Regions from separate parts of the Homo sapiens genome. Here region 1 is linked to region 2. Evidence: read pairs that join two places in POLR2A ChIA-PET (ENCODE). Cell type or tissue: A673. All regions are shown on one strand.

Region 1 (8,000 bases), 200 kb before region 2:
CTATACAATTATGTGATTAAAAACTATATAAGGGCAATGAAAAAAAAGTACATGACAATATTAGAAGTGCAAGGGGTGGCCCTTGTTCCCACACTGTCCCACCATTAAGATCTATCCATTTGAAAAACGCGCATCTTAATGCGTAAGTCACCCAACTCATAGCATAAATAAGGTCAATCAGATTTTTTTCCTCCAAATGGGTTCATGAGATCAGTGTGCTGAGGAAGTGGGAGGATTTATGGAATCAATGAAGAGTAAAGGAATAATCTAGGAACATAGGACATCCATCGGTGGGCAAACCTGGTTAGGAGTTCCAAACAGCCTCACTGGAGCAAGAAAGCAACAGGTGCCAGAGAGAGAGAGGGAGAGGGACACAGAATGAGAGGCTGAAAGCACAAGGAAATAGATCTGTCCTAAGGAGGACCTTACCCAACGCTGCACACACCTAGACAAAGGGCAAATATAAGATATAGGGAATGACCTTTAATTCATTGATCATTAGTACCCAAGCTACTCAAAGCCAATTTTCAATAACTTCATGATTAATAACAGACACAAATATTTGGCATTTTCTCTGAAACCAAGTGGCATCTTTTTATTAGAGATTTTCCAGATGGCTGTGTTTGATGCTGCCAACTATCCCAGATGGAGAGGGTTTCCTCACCTGCACCCAATCTGTATGTACCTCTCTCCAGTTGTTTCCTGTCAAGCTTGGACTCCTGAATGAGATAACACTGGAAATGGCTGAGTTAAATGAACAGTTGTTATTTCCAGTTATGACTTAATCCCTGATAATGATTTATATCTGGTTTTATCCTTAATCCCTTTCCGCTCATTTACCTTAGTGAATCAGATCAAATCATTTATAAACTCGATGTTTCTTTCCCATTTTCCTTTATTTTAGCCAGAGGCCAAGCCAGAGCTAGGTATGAGAAGCCAGTCCCCAGGGTTGCTTTTCCCTCGGCTTCTACTTGGCTCTGCATATTCCTCTGGATAAAAACAACACCCAAAATGATGGCTCAGCCAATGCTGTTTTATCAATCTAGAGGCAGAAGTGAAAAGAGAGTTCTCTGGAGTTATTTGTAATCCATTTGCCCTTTCCATCAGAGTCTCTATTGCCAGGTCTTGAAGAAGGGTATGTGGACCCTCCACTAAGCCCATGTAAAACTCCTCCCTGAGTTGAGGGAAGGGAGTGTCCAAATGCTTTCCAGTTTGGGGTCAGTTGGGACAGTTTCTGCAAGGGCAATTATCTTCTCCTCCATAAAGAACTAATGTGGATTACCTCTAGAATTTCCCCCTTCTCATAACTCAAGCAAGAATCTGAACTTTTTCTTGGAGTCTGAATCTCAATGGGATTTGGTTTTCCACAGATTGGAACCTTTGTATGTAATTCAACACTTCATTTTGATTTAAGAAATGTCAATGAGCTTCCTCTATGCGCCTGGGTTTGAGTGATCCTGGGACTGTAGGACTATGTCTACATTTCATCTACAATGTACCTTGGCCATAGCCTTTGCAAACAAAAAGTTTATCAGTTGCTCACGTTTAAGGCAACTTCTCTGCTTTCAGAAAATTTATAATCTGGCAGAAGAATAATAGCGAGCACACACAAAACAATACATAAAGTAGTATGATACAACGGGAAGTGTTTTAGGCTGGAAATCAAGAGCTCATATCAGAGTGGTAGCTCTGCCATCTATAGATGGTGACACAACATTTCTTTACTTCTCTGAACCCCAAAGTTCTCATCTGTAAGGTGAAGTTGAACTAGATAATATCAGAGGGCTCCCTATGGACTCTACCTATGATCATATTCAAAATATCTTCTCTTGTCTCCATCTTCACCACTGTTCCCATCCAAACTAGCACTGTCTTGCTTCTCTACATCTGTAAAATTTCCTAGTGCTGCTTCCAGTCTTGCTATCCTAGAATTCATTATTGCAGTCAGAGTAATGTTTTGAAAACACGAATCATATCTTGCTACATGCCCCTCCCCCTCTGCCTAAAATCTTCCAACAGCTTCCAACTGCCCTTAGAATAGACCATAAGCTGCACAGATGGCTTTCCACACCCTCCGTAACCCGACCTTTCCTCCTGTGCTCTCTGACCTCACTGATTGAGTGTGTGCAGGAGTGTGTTCTCATCCTCACTCACTATGCTCTTACCACTTCTTTGTCCAAACCATGTCCCAACTAATTCTACCTGCTATTCCATCTAGAAAATTTCCTTTTCAGTGGACTCATATTTTCTGGTCTTTTTGCTTCAGGCACACTTAATTCTCTCTCTATCCCTCGAAGTGCAACCAGGGGATCAATGAGGTAAGGAAGAGAAATCAAGATTGGATTCTAGTCCAATCGAGAAATTAAGTCGAGGATGACATTAAGGTTTCTAATTTGGGAGACTAATGAAGGCTGGAACACAGAAGAGGAAGAGCAGGTTTGGAACAAGTGGAAGAAATTTCCAGTGGATAGTTTATTAAATCTTCACCCTTCTTTAGGTCCCTGTTCCTTACCTAGGACATGCAGCCTTCTTTTTTCAGGAAGAAGATGCTAAGCATAGTTAAAGCTAAGCTGTTTGCTATGCTCAGTGTTTGGACTATTTGGCCAATGCTCTTTGCTATTAGTCAGTGCCCAGCTGATCCAGGTGTTAACATTTTTCAATATCACTGTTACTAGTGATCTTTCAAGTTCCATGCTTCCCACTCTGAACCTTCCCTTGCTCTATTCTAGAAGGTCATCCCCAAGAAGCGCTTCTCAACATTTTCCTCCCCGGGACTTCTAAAGGCAGAAACTCCTGGATTTGAGGGTTTAGAGCCATCCAAGAAACAGGCCAAATTTATTTGAAAGCTCTTCTCTTAAATCCTTACAATTCATGAAAATTTATATTCTGCTTCACAAGAAATCTATACTTGTTTCAATATAAAAATAATGTTTAAAAGTACTATCAAGCATCACAGTTTAGAGAATGGGCTTCGAAGTCAGAAAGGTCAGAGTTTGGCTTGCGTCTCTGCCAATTACTTGTTGTTGGACCTGGAGCAAGTTCTTTGACCTCTCTAGGCCTCTGTGTCCCTCATGTGGTTGTTGACCACGTGGTCAATGTTCCATAGATTTAGCACCCTGAGGGCCAGAGTCTATCTTCTCTTCATTTGTGTCTCCCACACAGACACCAGAGGAGTGTCCTGTCCGCAGAAGGCCCTTGGTGTGTGTTCATTCCTCTACATCAGACATTAGTGCACCTAGGGTTATCCCGTTTTTACCACTAGATGGAGAGCACGTATCCTAGAAGTTTTAATCCATTAGTAAGTGAGAGAGCAAACATTTGTCTGTCTTGTCTTCACCAAATCAACTTATTGAATGATGACAGAATCATTAAAACTAGCTTTCAATAAATGCAATTATAAGGTAACTTTATAACTTTCAGAACTATTTCTTTTTTTTTTTTTTTTGAGAAAGTGTCTTACTCTGTCACTCAGGCTGGAGTGCAGTGGTGCTATCATTGCTCACTGCAGCCTTGACCTCCCGGGCTCAAATGATCCTCCCACCTCATCCTCTGGAGTAGCTGGGAGTGCAGTTGCATGCCACCACTCTCAGCTAATTTTTTTTATATTTTTTGTAGAGACAGGCTTTTGCTGTGTTGCCCAGGCTGGTCTTGAATTCCTGGGCTCAAGTAATCCACCTGCCTCGGCCTCCCAAATTGTTGGGATTACAGGCGTGAGCCACTGTGCCCAGCCTCAGAACTATTTATGCTTAAAGTAATGAAAAGGTGAAAGCAAGGGAGAAACATTAACTTCAGGATAGTGGCTACCTCTGGGGATGGGATAAAATGGAATTGGGTAGGACGAGGAAACTCTAAATGTATCTGGCAGCTTATTTCTTACTTAAGAAAAGATATGAAGTAAAAAATGTTGGCCAGGTGCAGTGGCTGACACCTGGAATTCCAGCACTTTGGGAGGCCGAGGAGGGTGGATTACTTGAGGCCAGGGGTTCGAGGCCATCCTGGCCAACATGGTGAAACCCCATCTCTACTAAAAATATGAAAATTAGCCAGGTGGGGTGGCACGTGCTTGTAATCCCAGCTACTTGGGAGGCTGAGGCAGGAGGATTGCTTGAATCCAGGAGGCAGAGGTTACAGTGAGCCAAAATAACATCACTGCACTTCAGCCTGGGCAACAGAGTGAGACCCTATCTCAAAAATAAATAAACAAATAAATAAAATCTACAAAATGTCCAAAAATATTAACTTTGGGTGAATTCTGGGTAGTAGGGGAGAAAACTTAGATGTCTCATTACTTTCTGTATTTCTCTGTTTGAATTTTTTTGTAATTGTAAATGTTTTTTAAGTGAGGGAAAAACTCAAAGGTAAAATTTATGCTTACTGTGTCTAGCTCTATTTATGCTGCCTAACGAGCTCTTCAATGTTCTCAGAGATATGCAATTTGCAAAAGGAAACAACAACAGAGCAAAAACCATACGGATGTCTCTCTACTTGGGCTCTCATGTTGCCACCCTTCTACTGAACCTTACATTTTGCCCTGAAGTTAAGTCTTTTAACGGTCATAGCTTAACTCAATTGCTAATTAGCTCTTGTCTCCAAACTGTATTGTTTTCAACTAATCTGAAAGGTGAAGAAAAGTTGTTTCCATACATCTGTTCAGGTTGGTATTCCATGTAACAAACTACCCCAAAACTTAATGGCATAAGACAACCATTTTATTATGTTCCTGGATTCTGTGGGGCAAGAATTTGGACAGAATACAGTGGGGATACTTTGTCTCTGCTCCATTATATATGGGGTCACAACTTGGGGGTGACTTGACAGTGGGGAGTAACTTACTTGATGACTGAGAGCAAAACTCATTGGGAGGTGTATTCACTCCTGTGTCTGGTTGTTGATACTGGCTCTTGACTGACACCTCAGCTGGGGCTGTCTACAGAGTCATCTACTCATTACAATCATGTCACTATGGTTGGCTCAGATTCCCAGGGAGAGGTCAGAGACTCCCACCTCTCAATGGGAAGGGTGTCAAAGAATTTGCATGCATATTTTAAACCCCCCACAATATCCTTTTAACTCTGTTGTTACAATGAAGTGGTTTGATAAGTCTGGACCCCACTTTCTCTTTGTTTACTCAAGTAATCCGTAGGGGGAACATTTAAGTGTATCCACTAAATTGTCTAGGAACATGTCTGGTCAAGTTATAGCAGCTCAGATTATAAACTAATAAGAGTATTTATTTTATTAGTACTATTCCTTGTGAAAGCAGACTAGTTTTTTAAAAAATGACCATTCAACATAAAGGTATACATCATAAATAACTCATAGAATGAAATTTTCACCACCAATGAAATATTGTCCAAGGCGGACTCCATTATCTATTGCTGCACAGCAAATTACTCTATAATTTATGGCTTTGTGGATTTAAAACAACAAACATTTATTATCTCACAGCCTCTGTGGGTCAGGAATTTGTGAATAGTTTAACTCGGTGACTCTGCCTCGGGGTCTCTCCTGCAGTTTCAGTTAAGATATTGTCTAGGACTGTGTCATCTGAAGGCTTGACTGGGGCTGAAGGAGCTGTTTCCAGCATGGCTCACTCTCATGGCTGTTGGCAAGAGGCCCCAGGTCCTACCATGTGGACTTCTCCATAGGACTGCTTGAGTGTTCTCATGACATGACAACCAGCTTCTTCCAGAGTAAGAGATCCCAAAGAGAGCAAAGAGGAAGCCAGAGGTATCTTTTATGTCCTAGTCTTTGTAAGTGACATGCTATCACCCCTGCCATATTCTCTACATTAGAAAGTGAGTTACTAAGTCCCACTCACATTCCAGGCAAAAGACATCAAACTCCATCTCTTGAAGGGAGGCATAGCAAAGACTCTGTGATGATATAGTAAGACTACCACAGGGAGCTGAAAAAAGGCCTCTCTCACTCCATCTTGAAGGAATCTGCCTTAGGGCATCTGTCCTTATTGAGGAAATGAATGTGGGGAAACAAGTTGTTTCCATATGGAAAATTATACATCAATTTCCACTTTGTCATTCAGGTAGGAAACACACCTGGACTACTCTCTTCTATTCTGCTCCTATCTTCATAGGATAAGAACTATGATTCTTGCCAATAACAGCCTGGGGAATGCTTTGCATGTTTTATATTTACGTGCAACTGTGGTAATATCATGGAAGTATGGGTATTCCAGGGCCTATTCTAATGCCCTCATTGACACGAGGGTTCATTTGGTCAAGTCTCCTGGACAGGTTTGCTCTTTCTTGTATTCCATTCTATTGTGTATCTTTCAAAACTACAAACTTGAATGGTCAGGATGATAGATGGGGCTGTGCTTCAGGTCAAGGGAGATCATAAGATGCAGAAAAATTGCCATCTGCAAAAAGCAAAATGCAATGAAGTGAAATGCAATCCTGAGTGACTGTTTCTCATCTTTAGTGAGGCATTGAAGAAAAGATGCAATTACTCATTCATCTGAGAAAAGGAAACCTAGGGTGCACCCAGTTCAGAAACCTAAAAGAAGATCTGCTAGAATTTCTAACTTAGGAAATACCAGTCTTTAGGATGGGGTAGCTAGGTCACTGACAGGAAGGTGGGGGTCCCTCCCTTCAAAGAAAAATGGTAGGATTGTATCTGGTTCTGGATCTAATTCAACTTGACTACTTAGCAGTAAAGATAAATTGGACCCAAAGAGAAAACTGAAAATCACATTTTCCTGGCAAGTCCTTCAATGGGCTTAGTGTGTTTAGATTTATGAGGGAGTGAATGACCTTCTCTGCCACAGTTTTTTACATTTTCGTTTTTCCAGGACTGATTTTCCATCTGGCCTAACCAGAGTCTGAAGTTGCTGAATCAAACAGAGCCAATAGGTCGGACTTGAGCTGACTGGAGCATGCACAGAGCTGGGAAGCACAAGTATGTTCCTTTTGTAAAGGGCTATCAACCAGATGCCTCCTCCTCCCTCCTCCCAGCCTGCCTCAGATCATGGCCCTGAAAGAGAAGACATCCTGTTTTTCCAACTCAAGAGACACCACTGCAGGGGGAGCAGTAGCAGGCTTGGGGACGTTTTCCACTCAAGAAGCTGGCTATGGGAAGAGGTGGGATGACAGTATTAAATGCAAGGACATTGTCAGACAGACCTGGTTCCTATGCCAGATTCCCAGGTTGGTGGGGGGCGGGTGGGAAGGGTCAGGGAAGGCCAGGGTTTTCTACTCATCTCTAGCAACCCCAGAGAAAACGTGGAAGAGCAGTGCAAAGTTTCCACACACTCGAGAAGAGTTCAAGAGTAGCAGAGCACTGATAAACCCAGGTATCCGGCAGAAGTGAAAAAGTACATTATAAGAGAAAGCCGCAAGACCAGGTGAGGTAATGAACATTGCTGGAGTGCTAGTAACCAGAGGTGGGATACATCTCAGGAGAGGCAGGCTTTGCCAGAATACCATGTAGGCTACCCCACACAGGTGCCATCTAAAGGAGATGGAAGACAATAGAGAAAATCCAGAATTAACTGAATTTTAACATGAAAAGATTGAGAAAACAGAGAAGTTTTCTATAAATAATTAACATTGCATGTTATAATGTTAAGTAAATTAAGTTACATTATACAAAATAATATTATCAATTTTGCACACTCAAGTTTGTGGCTTAAGAAAATTCAAACCTGCTTATCAATGTACCATTCTCTATTGTTCCTACAGCTTACCCTGTATTTCATGCAATACAAAGGAAGATGGCTGTTTGGGGTTGCCGTGTCTCTTAGCAATTAAGGAGATGGCTACAGCCAAGCAGTGTGAAGTGACAGCACCAGAAAGTTTTCTACACCAGAGGTTAGAAAATATTTTCTTTAAAGAGCCAAGTAATGAATATTTTAGGCTTTGCCAACTATACAGTCTCTGTTGCAATTCTTCAACTCTGCCCTTATAGCACAATACATAAATGAATGGGCCAGGCTATGTTCCCATTAAATTTTATTTATGGAAACTGAAATATGAATTTTA
Region 2 (8,000 bases):
ACTTAGTAAACATTAGGCAAAAGTTTAATGATGTTTGTGATGAGGTAAGTATAAAGGGCCAGGTGTGCTGGTTAATCCCAGTACTTTGAGAGGCTGAGGCAGGAGGATCGCTTTAATGTGGGAGTTTGAGACCAGCCTGGGCAATATGGGAAGATCCTGTCTCTACAAAAATTTTAAAAATTAGCCGGGCATGGTGGCCGATATGGTTTGGCTGTGTCCCCACCCAAATCTCAAATTGAATTGTAACTCCCACAATTTCCATGTGTTGTGGGAGGAACCCAGTGGGAGGTAATTGAATCATGGGGGCGGGTCTTTCTCACGCTGTTTTCTCAATAGTGAATAAGTCTCACGAGATCTGGTGGTTTTAAAAAGAGGAGTTCCCTTGCACAAACTCTCTTTTTGCCTGCTGTCATTCACGTAAGATGTGACTTGCTCCTCCTTGCCTTCTACCTTGATTGTGAGGCCTCCCCAGCCATTTGGAACTGTAAGTCCAATAAACCTCTTTCTTTTGTGAATTGCACAGTCTCAGGTATGTCTTTATCAGCAGCGTGAAAACAGACTAATACAGTGGCCCATGCCTGTAGTCCAAACTACTCAGGAGGCTGAGGCAGGAGGATCACTTGAGCCCAGGAGTTTGAGGTTGCAGTGAACCATGATCATGCCACTGCCCTCCAGCCTGGATGACCAGAGTAAGACCCTGTCTTAAACAAAGAAATAATAATAAATTAAAAAAATATGATATGAATTTTTGATTTTGATGCCAGGGACCAAATGTTACTAATTCTGAGATGCATTGCATAGTGGTTTGGATTTTAGGCCTGGAGCTGCGCAGCCCAGGGATGGATACCATCTTTGCTGCACAGCTGTGCAGCTGTGAGCAGCCTAGTCAGGCTCTCCAGCACTACATTCCTCACTTGCCCAGGGAGGATAGTAACTGTCCATACTATAATCCATACAGAGTCCTGAGGCCAAGCCTGATATTTGGTTAGTGCTCATTAAATATTAGCTAAGTTGTTACTTAAGTGTTTTCCCACCTGAGGACATCTTTGGTGAGCCTAACTCCCTTTCTGACCCAGGTGCTTCTTATGGCTATAGAATCTGTGTGGAGTAGCTGTTGAGAATGAAGACTCTACTTGGTCTGTATACATAGTCTTAACCTTAGACTAGGACCTTTTTAACATCATTCTTGGACCAATTGGGTTAACCACTACAGCAGTTGAGCAGTTAGAGAGTTTGGCATGAAATCTTTAAGATATTTTTAAAATGTGCTGTACTGCTAGTATGGACTTCAAATTATAAACTAAGAATTAGAAGTGAGTTTTGTAGTGATGAGAAGTTTTTTAAGCATCTATGGGAAACCAAATCCTCATTTTACTTTTTCCAGTTTCACCGAGCTTCAAGCCTGGATTTCCTCAGGTTCTAATTTATGTAAGGTTGTGCTTTAACAGTTTTTAAAAGCCATGTGGGAGATGTATCTTCTAGAGATTTTTTTAAAGGAACAAATAAGCTACTGAAAAGGGCTCTATACAGTTTAAAAGGAGATCTAATTGTACAAGTAGACATATTTAAGGCTCCTAAAATAAGGAGTAAGACATTCTTTTTCTATATATCGTAGATCTATGTAAATAAAGTGTGAAGAAAATGTATCACACATACATTGGTTAACAAAATGGATTCAAATATTGGTTTTAACCACTAACTAGCTTCATAATTTTAGACAACTTGCTCAAATTCTCTACTCATTTTTTTATCTATAAGAGGCCAAATGCTATCTAATTAATAGGAATGTAGTAAAGATTAGATTATTAAATTGTATTGAATTAAATATATGTTGATTAGGACATACATGGACATAGTATGTTGGATACATGTGCATATTTAAGATAATGCCTGGTACGTAAACCCATTAAGTGTTAACTATGATAATAACAGTATATCATCCAAACGAAAAACAAAGCAAGTCAGAATATTACATTGTTCAGCATCTTAAAGTTGTCTTTTACTAAAACTATCTGAAAAAAAATTGTCAGGAAAGACAGTTTTTGGTATTAGTCTCTGAAAAAATGCTTTCAAAAATTCACATCAACGCTGGGCGCAGTGGCTCACGCCTGTAATTCCAGCACTTTGGGAGGCCGAAGTGGGCAGATTACTTGAGGCCAGGAGTTGGAGACCAGCCTGGCTAACATGGCGAAACCCCGTCTCTACTAAAAATACAAATAATTAGCCAGGCATGGTGATGGGCACCTGTAATCCCAGCTACTAGGGAGGCTGAGGCAGGAGAATCACTTGAACCTGGGAGGCAGAGGTTGCAGTGAGCCGAGATCGCGCCACTGCACTCTAGCCTAGGCGACAGAGTGAGAATCCATCTAAAAAAAAAAAAAATTGCATCAGAAAACCTGAATTTATGTCTTTTTGCTGCCATTCACCAGAATAGGCAGGTGACTGGGCCTATTGAAACCTCTTTTTTACCAGCAAAAGTGGAATAAGATACTGCATCTCAGTTGTTGGTGTGAAAATAAACTCACCTCTTGATAGGAGGGATTCTGTCTCCATCTAGAATAGCACCCTTTGGTAGAGATAAAATGTGAGCCATGTGTATAATTTAAAATTTTCTAGTAGCCACACTAAAAAAGAAACAAGTAAAATTAATTTTAATAATACATTTAACCCAATATCTCTAAAATATTTTCATTTCAAAATGTAATTAATATAAAATTATTGAGATTACCTGTTCAGGTTATGTCTGAAGTCTAGTGTGTATTTTATACTTACATTACATCTGAACTTAAACTAGCCACATTTCAAATGCTTAGTAGCCACATGTGGCTAGTGACTTCTCTATTGGCAGTCCAGATCTAGAATATAGATTAGTATTCCCCATCACTGTTCTTGGGTACTGGTGCTGCTTTGACTTTAAGCAATTAGCATAACTTTACTCTTTAATGTATGCACCTTTGGATGCTTGAGCCCTACAACTCTTTCATGAGCAGCCTAGCTTAGTATAGCTTCTGGGAAGATAGGGTCCTACCCTTAGCCTTTTGGCTGATCCAGGTGAGGACTTGTTCTGGGCATGTCACATACCTCTCTATTTGGTCAAGCCTGGTAGACAACCAAGGATTGCCAACCCGTTGAGTACAATAAACCTTTTGAACTACAAAGATCAGAGCTCCATGTCAGGATCAGGCTTTTAAAATCCCTCCACTCTCATTTCTTTCTTTCTTTCTTTCTTTTTTTTTTTTTTTTTTTTTTTTTTTTTTGCCTCTTTCCCAAATTTCAGAGACTTATCTATCATCCCTGGGAAAAGAGCAAATACCAGCAATGTTCTGAAGGAATTCAGCTTCTCTGTCTTCTACTTCAACTTGGCATAATAAGGCAGTCCTCTCTTCCCAAAGATTATTTTGACTTGAGAAGACATTTAGAAACCCTTTTGGGGACAAGAAATTTGGGAAGAAGGCAAAGTATTCAATTGTACATAATAGCTCTAGGCCAAGCTTTTATATCTAAGCTTTTTCTTTTTTTAAGGTTTTCTGATACTGTCTTTTACCCACATTTTGTGAGAATTGTCATGAAGGCAGTGTTATCCTAATAGCTGTGTGTAATGGTGAAAAGAGAGAGTATGGGATTCAGGTACATTCATCCAACAAAACTGCTCAAATGTCACCAACTTAGGGGTCGCTAAGGGGTCCTATCCTGATCACTTTATTTAAAATAGCTGCCGGCTCCCAGCACCCTGTCTCTATCTTATTTTTGGGGGGCGGAGGGGGAGGCAGGTAAAAATACCACTTATCACTAACTAAAATTGTTTGTTTGCCTTCCTAAATAAAGTATAAGCTCCATAAGAATTTGGGCTTTGTTTTGTTGGCCCCTGCATCCCCAACTCCTAATATAATGTCTAGCATTCAGTAAATTCCTATTGAATCAATGAATAAACAAACAAGAGGAAATGCTGCTAATCTCTGTATGTACTAAATGATTTTAAAATTAGATACCTGGTAGAGTTCTTCCATGACCATTGTTGCTTTGGTCAGTATATGTGATATGTCACATTTTCAAACCTAATCTCATTTGTAAGAATCCTAGTGTTTAGTTTTGACCAATCATTTAAGTAAACTTTTAGATAGTGTTGATCTTGAGGAGAAAGAAGTAGCTTGAAATGCAGCTGTGAAAGGGGAGTAGGAGAGCCAATCTATACCATGTGAAAATTTCAGGTTATACGGGGTAATAGAATGGAGGAGGAGTATTAGGATGAGGAATTGAATTAATATTTTATAGTTCAGGTACTGTAAATATTGTCTAAGGTTTTGGGGCAAAACATTGGCATAGTATGTAGTAGAAGCTTAGGTGAAAGATGAGAGAGATTTATAGCCAGAGAGATTAGTAGTGTTTGTAGGAAATGTGGGCTGTATAGGCTTGTGGCCCCAAATCCACAAGTCATATTTCCATTGTCTTTGTTTAGAATCTTTATTTGAAATTTTATTTATCCCTGTCAGTTTTTCAGTCATTCTTCCAATTTACCTCTCATGCCTTTGTCCCAACTTGATACCATTATTCATACTTCGTGCTCCATGGAATTATAGTACCTATGAGCAGAAACTCATTACACCCTGCCAAGGCCAGCAAAGTCCATTGTGACTCCCAGTTTGTCCCTGGAGCACCCTGCCAATAAAAGTAATGCAAACAGGTTGAAAACTCTCAAGTTGTATTGAGTTATTTATGTTGCATTTAAATAAATGTTTAGCAAAGGAAATAAATGCAGACTTAGTTTTTATCTTTTTCTGTCCTACTTCTTTAAATGAGAAGAACCTATTTTATGTAAATACACCAGCTTTTTTAGTTTAATATGATGATGAGTAGAGTAGTATTTGGTGTGTGAATGCATTTAAGAAAACAATAAGCAAAATAATTTATGCTTTTTGTTTGTGGCAGTAGACTTTTATTGCAGTTGGGTGTTATTACAGTGTTACAATTGTAAGGTTTTTGAAGCTTAATTAAATAATGATATTCTACTTGTAGTAGGTAGTTTTAAGGTCTGTTTCTAATTACACTTAGTTTAACATTAAATGAGCGTTCATATGATGCGTTTTAACCTAACATCTTCTTTCTTCTTAGTCTGTAAGACTTGTATTGTTCAGCACTTTGAAGATAGCAATGATTGCCCAAGGTGTGGCAACCAAGTTCATGAGACAAATCCATTAGAAATGTTGAGGTAAGGATGTTATATTTTACAGTTCATCTAATTTACATAAATTGAATAGGCTCTTAATTTTTATTGTATGTCATAATATTTCATGTTGTCTTGACTCAGTTAATATAGGACTTATGATTTTCATTTTAAAGCATTTTATTTTAAAGTATTTTATTAAGGAGTATTAAAAATAAGGTTTTACATCTTAAATATTTAAGAAATACATTTCCAAACTAAAAGTACAACTTTCTCTTAGGCTGTAAGAGTGACTTTAGGTTACAGGTATTTTCAGTATTTTAATAGTCCATGTTATGTTGAGCTACATGGTAGTAGAAAGAGGGAGAACTCATAGAAAGACTAATATTAGGACTGTTAATTTTTTAATTTACCATATATTCAAAAAGTATATAAACATTTATGTAAAACCTAAAAGATTTTTTTAAGACTACCATTTACTTACCCCTCAACTTTAGCAGTATAATCATATATATATATAATATATATTTTATTTATTTATTTATTTATTTATTTTGAGGTGGAGTTTTACTCTTGTTGCCCAGGCTGGAGTGCAATGGTGCGATCTCAGCTCACCGCAACCTCCACCTCCCAGGTTCAGGTGATTCTCCTGCCTCAGCCTCCTGAGTAGCTGGGATTACAGGCATGCGCCACCACATTAATTTTGTATTTTTAGTAGAGACAGGGTTTCTCCATGTTGGTCAGGCTGGTCTCAAACTCCCGACCTCAGGTGATCTGCCTGCCTCGGCCTCCCAAAGTGCTGGGATAAAGGTGTGAGCCACCACACCTGGCCTAATCATATATTTTTAAAACTGGAAGTGGTCTATGAGATTCTAATCCAAATCCCTTTATTCCCAATTAGGAAATCTAGAGAAGTGATATGACTTGACTTAAGGTTTCACAGAATACCTCAAATGCCACTTCCCAGCTACAGGCCGTATGTCCTCACCACTAGACCCATTTTCATTTCATTGTTCCCACCATAGCTCTAAGGCAGATCACCTGTGTGATCTTTAAGAAACTACTCGTCTAGAATCCAGTGAAAAGCACAAAAGGGGTCAATTCCGGAGTTAGCTTTTTAGTACTTTTGAACTTAAAAAAAAAAAAAAGAAGCTACTCATCTAAAGATAGAGCTAGATAGTCTCTGGAACCTTTCATAACTCTCTTATCTGTGTGATATTTGCCATCATTCTATAAATCTGGATTTGCAAATCTTACATTTCAGCCTTTTGTTTTTCAAGTTTAATGCCTGTTTGGGATAATTTGTCTACAGGTAAATGTCTAGCCCTGTGGTTTTCAAAGTGTGGTTCCCAAACCATTAGTATCATGTTAGAAGTGACAGGTCTCAGACCACACATCAGACCTGCTAACTCAGAAACTTTGGGATTGGAGATCACTTCGTTTAGCAAGCTCTCTAGGTGATGCTAATATATGCTAACATTTGGGAACCACTGGTCAACTCTGGTCTGTAATTCTGAGTAAGCCTTGTTCTGGTTAGATCTATATCAGTGCCTCTCAACCAGGAGTGATTTTGCCCCCGGGATACATTTAGCAATATCTGGAGACATTTTTGGTTGTCAGATCTGGGTGGGTGCTCCTGGCATCTAGTAGGCAGGGGACAGGGATGCTACTAAGCATCCTACAATGCACAGGATAGGCCCCACACAGCAAAATTTATCCAGCCTCAAATGTCAGTAGTACTGCAGTAAGGAAACTGAATAAAGCAAACATTTTCTCTCAAGTAATTCTTTTCTTAATTTTAAAATAAAAAACTGTTAATATCCAGTTGTAATGAAAGATTATTACCAACTGTTAAAATCTATAATAACTTATTTTTATTAAAATAAAAAACTGTTAATAAAAACAGACAGTTAATAATTATTACCCTCTCTGTTCTTAAAGGGCCACATCATAAGGCAATTTATCTTAATCTTTTGATTCTGACCATTAGATACCTGAAGGAATCCAGTCACTGTTTAATCAAACCCGCTCCCTTGGCTAAAGTATAACATCATATATTTTTTAACTTTTTATTTGGAAATAACTTCAAACTTAGAATCCCCCAAATAAAAGTAGTACAAGAGCCACTTGCATTCTGTTCACCCAGATTAGCTTCTTAGTAACGTTTTATCTCGTTTGCTTTATCATGTGCATATGTGTATTGGATGCTTTATTTTTTTCTGAACTATTTGAGGGTAAGTTACATGTGTCATGGCCCCTTACTCTTAAATGCTTTAGTGTATATTTCCTAAGAATAAGGATATTATATTACATAACCACAGTATGATTGCATTGGTATAATACTTTAACCTAACTTCCATATTCCAGTTTTCTTAATTTAATGATGTCCTTTATAGAGATCTTTTCCTCCTAAAATTCCACCGAAATTACCACAAAGGAATTTTTTTAAAGACATAAACTCAGAGATAATAAAAACAAGATATCCTGTATCTTTGACAGCTGGGATAGCTCCTCATGATAGGTTCTCAGTAAACACTTTTTAAAGGATAAGAAGAAATGGTAGCAGAAGAGATGTCAGCAGAAACTGAAAGCTAGAAAGCAAACTGGTGATGGTGATAGTTGAGCGGACCTCAGAGGCCTGAGTATACCAGGAGACTAAGGAGGTTGTGGGGAGGGGAAGATCTTTACCAAAGTTTCCTACAGCAGGCTTCTTTTTAGCCAAAACTAGGTCACATGACAGCCACTAGGTAAAGGGATGTGGTGGGTTTTGAAATGCTTTAACAAATCATGAATTATCCCTGAAGGTGGCCACATTGCAGCCAGAACATAATTGGATTTT

What was found. Peaks named below come from ENCODE experiments on the same cell type or tissue, not always from the same donor. Only the 100,000 strongest peaks of a DNase experiment are listed, where the experiment ranks them.
Region 1: POLR2A ChIA-PET joins it to region 2 with 20 read pairs; 2 of 35 experiments call an interaction of 5 or more read pairs at or near these places.

Annotation. Positions count from the first base shown.
Region 1 is chr10:91,040,201-91,048,200 of GRCh38, forward strand. LINC00502 (long intergenic non-protein coding RNA 502) reads left to right here and starts at 5,608. Exons shown (of 4, transcript NR_047467.2): 1 at 5,608-5,730; 2 at 6,812-6,918; 3 at 7,701-7,829. It overlaps LOC105378430 (a long non-coding RNA gene), which reads left to right. Exons shown (of 3, transcript NR_134319.1): 3 at 603-1,055. In A673, a CTCF peak has its summit at 3,250 (motif pointing right); no DNase peak of the experiment used is centred here; H3K27me3 peaks cover 347 bases.
Region 2 is chr10:91,235,375-91,243,374 of GRCh38, forward strand. It overlaps PCGF5 (polycomb group ring finger 5), which reads left to right. Exons shown (of 10, transcript NM_032373.5): 3 at 5,110-5,206. Among named protein-coding and RNA genes, the nearest start is that of PCGF5, 19 kb to the left of the region's middle. In A673, no CTCF peak of the experiment used is centred here; no DNase peak of the experiment used is centred here.